2 separate regions of the Homo sapiens genome follow, and region 1 is linked to region 2. The links are chromatin loops, found by intact Hi-C in ENCODE. Cell type or tissue: IMR-90. All regions are shown on one strand.

Evidence for each region. Hi-C counts contacts between places; a loop is a spot of excess contacts. Peaks named below come from ENCODE experiments on the same cell type or tissue, not always from the same donor. Only the 100,000 strongest peaks of a DNase experiment are listed, where the experiment ranks them.
Region 1: a loop joins it to region 2, with 2.6 times the contacts of the local background. A loop is called at or near these places in 1 of 110 quality-filtered maps.

What each region holds. Positions count from the first base shown.
Region 1 is chr7:158,680,639-158,684,638 of GRCh38, reverse strand. NCAPG2 (non-SMC condensin II complex subunit G2) reads left to right here. Exons shown (of 28, transcript NM_017760.7): 9 at 1,253-1,339; 10 at 3,823-3,918. Among named protein-coding and RNA genes, the nearest start is that of NCAPG2, 22 kb to the left of the region's middle. In IMR-90, no CTCF peak of the experiment used is centred here; no DNase peak of the experiment used is centred here; H3K27ac peaks cover 944 bases.
Region 2 is chr7:158,612,527-158,616,526 of GRCh38, reverse strand. No RefSeq gene overlaps it. Among named protein-coding and RNA genes, the nearest start is that of MIR5707, 23 kb to the right of the region's middle. In IMR-90, no CTCF peak of the experiment used is centred here; a DNase peak (open chromatin) is centred at 1,556.

The sequences.
Region 1 (4,000 bases), 68 kb before region 2:
CTCCCTCTCTTTAAGTTTTTCAGGCAAATTCCAGACCTGACATTTCATTTCTACATACTACTTTATTCATCTCTCAAAAATGTGCTTATGGAATGCCATTGTAAGACCTAAAAATGTGACAGTAAATCCTTGGTATTTTTAAAAATAATCAAGCCACATTAAAATTTTTCCAGTGATCTCAAATGTCTCCTTAGAGTTTTTTTGAATTAGGACTCAACAAGTTGCCCACATGGCATTTGCTTGTTATACCATTAAAATCGCTTATTCTAGAGCATTCCTCCCTCCTTTCCTTTTCTTAAAATCTATGCCATTGGCATGTGAGGAAACTGGACCAGTTGTCCTGTAGAATGTTGGCATACTGATAGTTAGCTCTAAAGGTTTGGATTCAACTTTTATGGTACAAATAACTTCCCAGGTAGTGCTGTGTATCTCATCTTTCATTGCAAGTCAGACAATGTGTGGTTGTCCCACATTAAGTGATGCTAAGTGACTTCAGGTGAAGGAAATATTTTCAAATATAATGGGGAAGAGGAACTTGAGCATCTGCAGACTCTGGTTTGTATTAGTATTAACCCTAGGAGCGTTTCCTTAGGTCCTTCCTCAAAGCCACAGAAATCCTGCTCATGTGTGAGGGTGGGCACAGAGTACAGGTACAGACATAGGGTCCACTGGGGTTTTTTGCTACTCTTAGAGGCTAGGCCTTTTCCCAGTTGCTGCACTCTGAGTACCATTAGTGCATGGGGCTGATGAAGGGCTTCCCACACACCTTCCTTGCTCAGCCCTTGTCAACAGTGGCCCTGAAATATCTTATTTACAGTTTCCGCCGTAGAGGTAGTTCTGTTTTTGTTCTGTGGAGGCTGTTGGAACAAATCCAGTCTTCTGAAGGTTGTCCAGGTCAGTGATGAGTCAGAAGAGGGGGCTCCACACTCACCATGCACTCAGTCTCTGAAATTTGTCTGATTTGAACTAGCCTTGAGTGGTAGGTGGAATCTTACATTGCCATTTGGCACAGATTTGATATTTCATCAAATAAAAGAGAAGCAAAGCATTCTCCTTGCTATAAGAAAACCAAAGGGATTCTAAGAAGCATGGACTTAAAATAAGAAAGCTTGGACAAAAGGGTCCAGGTTTTTTTCTCATGAAATATAAGATGGACAGGTCAGACTCTTTGTACTCAAATGCCGCACTGCTTGTCAGGTCGTCAGTAGGACACACACACACCAAGTGCTTTGCATTGCATTTGTTATTTCAGGCGATTGAAAATGATTGCATCCAGGACTTCATGTTCCACGGGATACACCTTCCGAGGAGGTCTCCAGTGCATTCCAAAGTGCGGGAGGTAAGATTGTGAACAGATTGTTTTTGAAATAATGTTTCCTCTGTTTTGTTTTTAGATAATTGTTTTGGTTAAATTTTAAAATTAAGCTTTCACAGACATCAGTTAGGGGGATTTCTCAGAACCTTGATATTTGATGTCTGGCAGTTTTATTCCTGCCACCAAAGTTTTAATGAGGAAAGCAAAGGTGTATTGTTGAGATGGTTAGTATTGTATTTGAATGACCTTAAATTCAATTCTCTGTCTTGAGATTTTCCAGAATTATTGGTTTCTAATGGCCACTATCATTTTTTTCAAAGATCCTAGAGGGTATTTGAAATTATTTTTATTATTTTACTTATTAAATTCCAATTTTGCTCTTCTGCAAACCAAATGAATAAATGTTTTGATTGTTTCTTTTGATATTTTGTTCTGTAAAGGTAATCTCAGAATTTAGATTAATCTCAGAATTTAGATATGAACTTTACCTTTATATTAATAATTGTAAATGGACTGACTAGATAAGATTCTATCATCAGTGCCATTACTACACTGATAGGTGTTTGATGGATCTTAAGGATCCTGGCAGGAGGAATGGGAAAATCTGGTCTGCTGTGTTTATTTAAATTAAGCAGCTGCTGTTGATCAGTGTTCTAACCCATGGGATGCCTTGTTTGCTTGCTGTTAGTTTTGGCAACCATATGTCAAGAAACCAAGTGAATAAAGACTACTCATTTCTTTGTTTTGTTGTAGAGTGAAACTACTGCTATTTATAGAATGTAAATATACTAATTATATTAATTTTGAGTGGATAAGAAAATGTTTCTTTGCATTATTGATGATTTAATTTCAGTTACACAAGGATAAAGAACCCAGAGATTTATCTAGACTACTGAGTTTTCCAGAGGATTTAAAAATCGTGATTGCATATATTTAGGATAAATATATTCAATGAACTCCCTGTCCTACCCACCCCCCACCCCCATCCCAGTGTGGCTTTATTTAGTTGTAGTCAGTTTGGGTTATTTATTTCACATAGATGAGTTGGTGTTTCAAATTTTATTTAGTAGAATTGCATTAAACTATGTATTTATGTAAACTATGTTTATGTAAACTATATGTGTAGTTTATATGTAAACTATGTATGTTTTCATATGTTATTTTTGCTGTGGTAGTCTGAGTAATTAAGATATTATAAGTATAGATATCACTATTTGGTAAATTTATGGAAAAATGCACAAAAAGAATTTAAAGGGAGAATATTAGATTTCACTCAAGTGAAACGTGTTACTCAACTCCAAGTAATTGTTTTTGTCACAACTTATAACACATTATAGTTTCTTCCTCAAATTGTTTTTATTTGATAACTATTAAATTTATCTGATAAGTCATTTTATTGATATTGAAAGAGGTTTCAGGCAGTGCTTCAGACATCATTTGAAATTAAAAATCTCAACATTGTTGATGAAAATGTTCTAGAATTAGACAGTAACAATGGTAGCATAGCTCTAAATATACTGAAAGCCACTGAATTGTATACTTTAAAACAGTAGATTTTGTGGCATGTGAATTAAGTCTTAAGCTGTTTAGAAAATTTTTCTATGAAGCAAGTGTACTGTTGATATCAAAGTTTGATAGTATTGTACACAAAAAGCAAACTATAGACTAATGTCACTTATCACCATCAATACAAACTACAAAATAATAATCAGAAAAAAATAATCCCCATACTGCAGCTCTTCTAGGGTTAAGTTGATACAAGCTCACTTAAAGTGTAGGCTGTTCTTTTACAGCCTGTTTAATCTTTCAAAATTTTCATGTTTCACTAATAAAGTTTAGCCCCAAAAGGTGTGAATAGAGAAGTAAGGCAAAATTAATTGTTGTTAGGGACATGAGGCTACAAAGAATTTTGGGAAGATTCTGACTGGAAAAGAAGTGAGTAGGAAAAGAAGAATGAAAGCTACAAGAATGATCATTTTCTGATTTTTTCATAAGTTTTGGGAGGAACTTGATACCTAAATTAATCTCATACAGTGAGGGGTCACTAAGTGTGACACCTCCTTGTTACAAAGTTATGAAACAGTTACCACATGTTGGTAATAAAGAGGTTAGTTAATGTTTTGGAACAAGCGTGAGCTCTTAGAACCATTCAGGAATCTCCCCTTTTCCATTTTATCCTGAAGGTCAGAGGTTTAAACGAGTCTTTTTTTGAGGTTATGTGGCTGTTGGCAGAATAGCAGAAACTAGAACCCAAACCATTTTATAGCCCAAGGCCATTAATCTTTTTATTTCAGCCGTAGATTCTTTCTTGTGATTGACTGCATTTACTACTGTCCTATATCCATTGAAGTTACTCCTGCTGAAGAATTGTCATGACATGTGGATGCCAGCCAGAGCCTACTTGTGGTGGAGAGAACAATTCTCCCTGTTGCTCTTTCCAAATGCCATTTTATTTTATTTATTTATTTTTTTGTTAATGCCTTCCTTTTCCTTTTTTTGGTCCTTAGGTTCTGAGTTACTTTCACCATCAAAAGAAAGTTCGGCAGGGAGTGGAAGAGATGCTTTATAGATTATATAAGCCCATCCTTTGGAGAGGATTAAAGGTATACATTTCAAATAGTTTATCCGTGTTTGGAATGTACTACTTGTGCTTTTGAATTTAGCAAACTCTAAGTCCAAATTACA
Region 2 (4,000 bases):
AGGTACGGACTCTTCTTATTCAACAGTGTCAGTGTTTACTAACCCCCTGTTTTCAGTATGGTGCTGCACCCTCAGTTCAGAGAGCCTCTATCTCATATGCCCTGGAAAATAAATCTCTAGTTGCCTACCAGAGAGGGCATGGGGATCTGAGGCTCTGTTTACACCTTTACTTTCTCTTAATTTTATTACGGTGGAACATTTATCAGCTGCATGACAGGTTTATTTGTACCTTCATCCACTGCCCACCCACTGGCTGATTTTGAAGCAAGTCTCAGATATCAAATAAAAACACAGCCACAGTACCGCTATTACATCTAAAAACAGTTATGTAAGTAAGATGTTAACTATGTTAATAGGCAATTATGATAAAAATTGTGTAAGATCATCCCATATCTCAAATTCTTCAGTAGATATCTGTTCTTACAGTTTGCTAGCTTGAATGAGATCCAAATAAGGTTTATATACCAAGTGTCTTATGTTTCTTGTGGATTCCACTCCGTCGTTTTAAAATACTGCTGGTACTTGTTTTGTACACTTGTGTTTGTCCTGTGGGCTTGCAGAGGTGCTGATTGCATCCTTGCAGCATCATTTAACACGTTACTCTGTCTCTGTTTTTCCTGAGAGTTGTCGTTAAATCTTTATCATAGTTTGTACTTCTCAATTTGATTAAATTCAGGTTTGTTTTTGTTTGACAGGGTTCCTCATAGGGAATATTGGCTCCTCCCTTAGGATGTACCTACCTCACAATAGCCTCTCTTTTTGTGATGTTATTAGCTATTGATGATAATTACCTCGATCTGTTAATTCATAAAAGTTTGCAAAAAGTCATACTCTGAGAATTATATTTCTTTTTTATCAGCTGGAATATTTGGTTTGCTTGCCCCCTTGTATAGATTGTATAGGAAAGGAGGGGAATTATTTACCAGTATTCAAAAATAGTGAGCATCTTCAAAAAGCGACGAATGAGAATTGTTAAAATTAGTGTCATTTGATGAGTTTCAGTCCATCGTAGTTATTGTCCTTATTGGAGCCCATATTTTCTGGCCAGTGAGAGCTCATTCAGTTTGGCCTGTAGTCCTCATAATGTGACCCAAGCAGTTTTTGGGAGCCTCCCTGCTTCCTGATGTGTTGAGTAGTCCCAGGCTCCTCTTGTACATTTCGTGCACTAGACCTAGAATCAACTGTTTCTCCGAGGACTTATGGTTTGAGTGGAAAATGGCAGTTGGAGACCATGATCTGGCCTCTAGGAGTGTTATTGCTAACGGGTTGGTCATTGACCGTTGTTTCTAGTGCTTTTCAGTAATCAGAGCTAGAAGATTATATAAGTATACATTTAAAAAGTATACATATATAAAATTATGCATATAATTGTATGCATGAATTATTTTTATGATAATATAGTTATATGAAATTTTTGGGGATAAACATGTGAGTTCATACTGATCATTCCAGTTCAAATTTAGGACTTGAGAATTTTAACTTAACCTCATTGGTCTTAGCTGTTTATATCCTTTTAACTGAGCCAAAAGTCTGAGTTCTCAGTGACACCAATGTGATTACTCATTCGGTTCAGCAATACACTCACTGTAGTCTAAGAGTAACATTGCAAACACTGCCACCATCAATGTGATTCTTGAAACAGTTTAAGATTTTTTTGCAGTTCTTTTGACCTTAGGGGTATATCCCCTTAGGGAACACAAACACAGCTCTTTCTGTATGGCTGTTCTGCCCCCAGCTGGATACATAATCAGATATATTTGTTTAGTTTTACCACCAATTTGTAGGTGTTGTTTTTAAAATCTGTCTATATTTTTATATTTATATGGTACCAAACATCAAGTTTTCAAAAAGGTATATTCAAATAATACATATTTCTGAATTTCCAAAATAGGTAATGTTTTTTAAAAATGTATGGTTTATTCTTCTATTAAAAAATAAGCAGGCCAGCCGGGCGTGGTGGCTCACGCCTGTAATCCTAGCACTATGGGAGGCCGAGGCGGGTGGATCACCTGAGGTCAGGAATTCGAGACCAGCCTGGACAACATGGTGAAACCCCATCTCTACTAAAAATACAGAATTAGCCTGGCATGGTGGTACATGCCTGTAATCCCAGCTACGCTGGAGGCTGAGGCAGGAGAATCGCTTAGAACCTGGGAGGCAGAGGTTGCAGTGAGCTGAGATTGCGCCACTGTACTCCACCCAGTCACAGTGGCTCACAGCTGTAATCCTGCACTTTGGGAGACCGAGGCGAGTGGATCGCTGAAGCCAGGAGTTCAAGACCAGCCTGGGCAGCATGGCAAAACCCATCTCTACAAAAAAATACAAAAGTGTGAAAATTAGCCAGGTGTGGTGGCACGCACCTATAATTGCAGCTACTTCGGAGGCTGAGGTGGGAGGATCAGTTGATCCCGGGAGGTTGAGGCTGCAGTGAGCCATGATGGTGCCACTGTACTCCAGCCTGGGTGACAGAGCGAGGCCTGTTATACTAACATCCTTTCTTAGACAAATGGAAACATACCAGATACATTGTATTTTACCTTTTTTTTTTTTTTTTTTTTTTTTTTTTTTTAGTTTTTAGCTTAATATATTCTGGAAACCTCTTCAACCTGTAACATAACATGGAGCTCTCATTTTTTTTCACAGCAGACTGGTGCTCCCTTATGTGCATGAAGCAATTTATCTAACCAGTGCCTTGCGGAGACTTTGGGTGTTTTCACTTTTGCTTTTGCCATAGTACCGCAATGAACAGCCTTGTGTGTATTTCTTCTCAGGCCTTCACTGGTATATAATTGGGATAGAGTAATGAAAGAGATTGCTAGAGGACAGGAAGTGGATTTGTGATTTTTTTGCATAATTGCCTAGTTCCTGTCTCTAGAGGTTGCACCATTTTGCCTCTCATCAGCCATGCATGAGAAGCCTGTTTCCCTCAGCTTGGCCAACAGAGTATGTCATTGAGATTTTGGATTTTTGCCAATCTGATAGGTGAGAAATGGTATCTCAGTGTAGTTTTAATTTGCATTTCATGATGAATGAGTCAAACTGCTTTTTGAACAAACTCAGTGATTTTCCTTATTTACCGCCATTCTCAGCGTAGCTGAACAGACTCAGTGATTTTCCTTATTCACCACCATTCTCAGCGTAGTTGAACAGACTCAGTGATTTTCCCTTATTTACCACCATTCTCAGCCTAGCTGGTGCTACCCACTTCTGTCCCTGGGCCTGGGGACAGTTGGATGTGTTTTTCCTTGTGGGATTGCTCCCCCAGCTTAGGGTTTGGCTTTCCTTGAGTATGCAGAGACAGAGACTGCTCTGTCTGATTTCCCCTTTTATAATATGCGTGCTAGTATCTGTTCTCCCACTTTGTTCTTACAGGTCTATGCCTTTTTAAAAAAGCATTTCGTGTCTTACTGGGTTTTGCGGGTAGCAGAGGTAAATGCTTATGTTCGATCTACCCATCTTTAGTAAGAATCCAAAAGGAACTTCTGTGCTGAAAGCCACCACAAACGTCAGCTATTTTCATGATTAAGGGGGAGAAAACCCACTTCCAGGTCCTCCACAGCACAGTTCAGAACTTGGAGTAACAGTTGTGGTGGGCACTGCTGTTTGAAAGGGGCACTGCTTTTAGTTTTTTCCTCTGCTTCAAGTTGTGAATCAATTTCACTTGAATCAATTGTGGCAGTCAACACAAATCAATTCCAGGGCACGTGGCTTCAGCATGAGCGAAGTTCCTGGTTTGTGTGGATTCTTCTACTTGGGACTGGGATGAGTACATTTTGGGGGTGCTCCAGGGTGTTTTTTGTGCTGGGAGACATCAACTTCATGTTGCCTGGGACTTTCCCAGGCAGTAGCCTCCCACGCAGACCCCCACAGCCCAGTGTGTTGTCACATCCCAGGTGAGCCTCATCCTGTGGGAGTCACTGCAGCGTTGCCCTTTCTTTGAGTCAGAAAAGTAGCATGAAGAAGTTTTAAAATCTCACCATATCCATTTTTCTTTATTTTC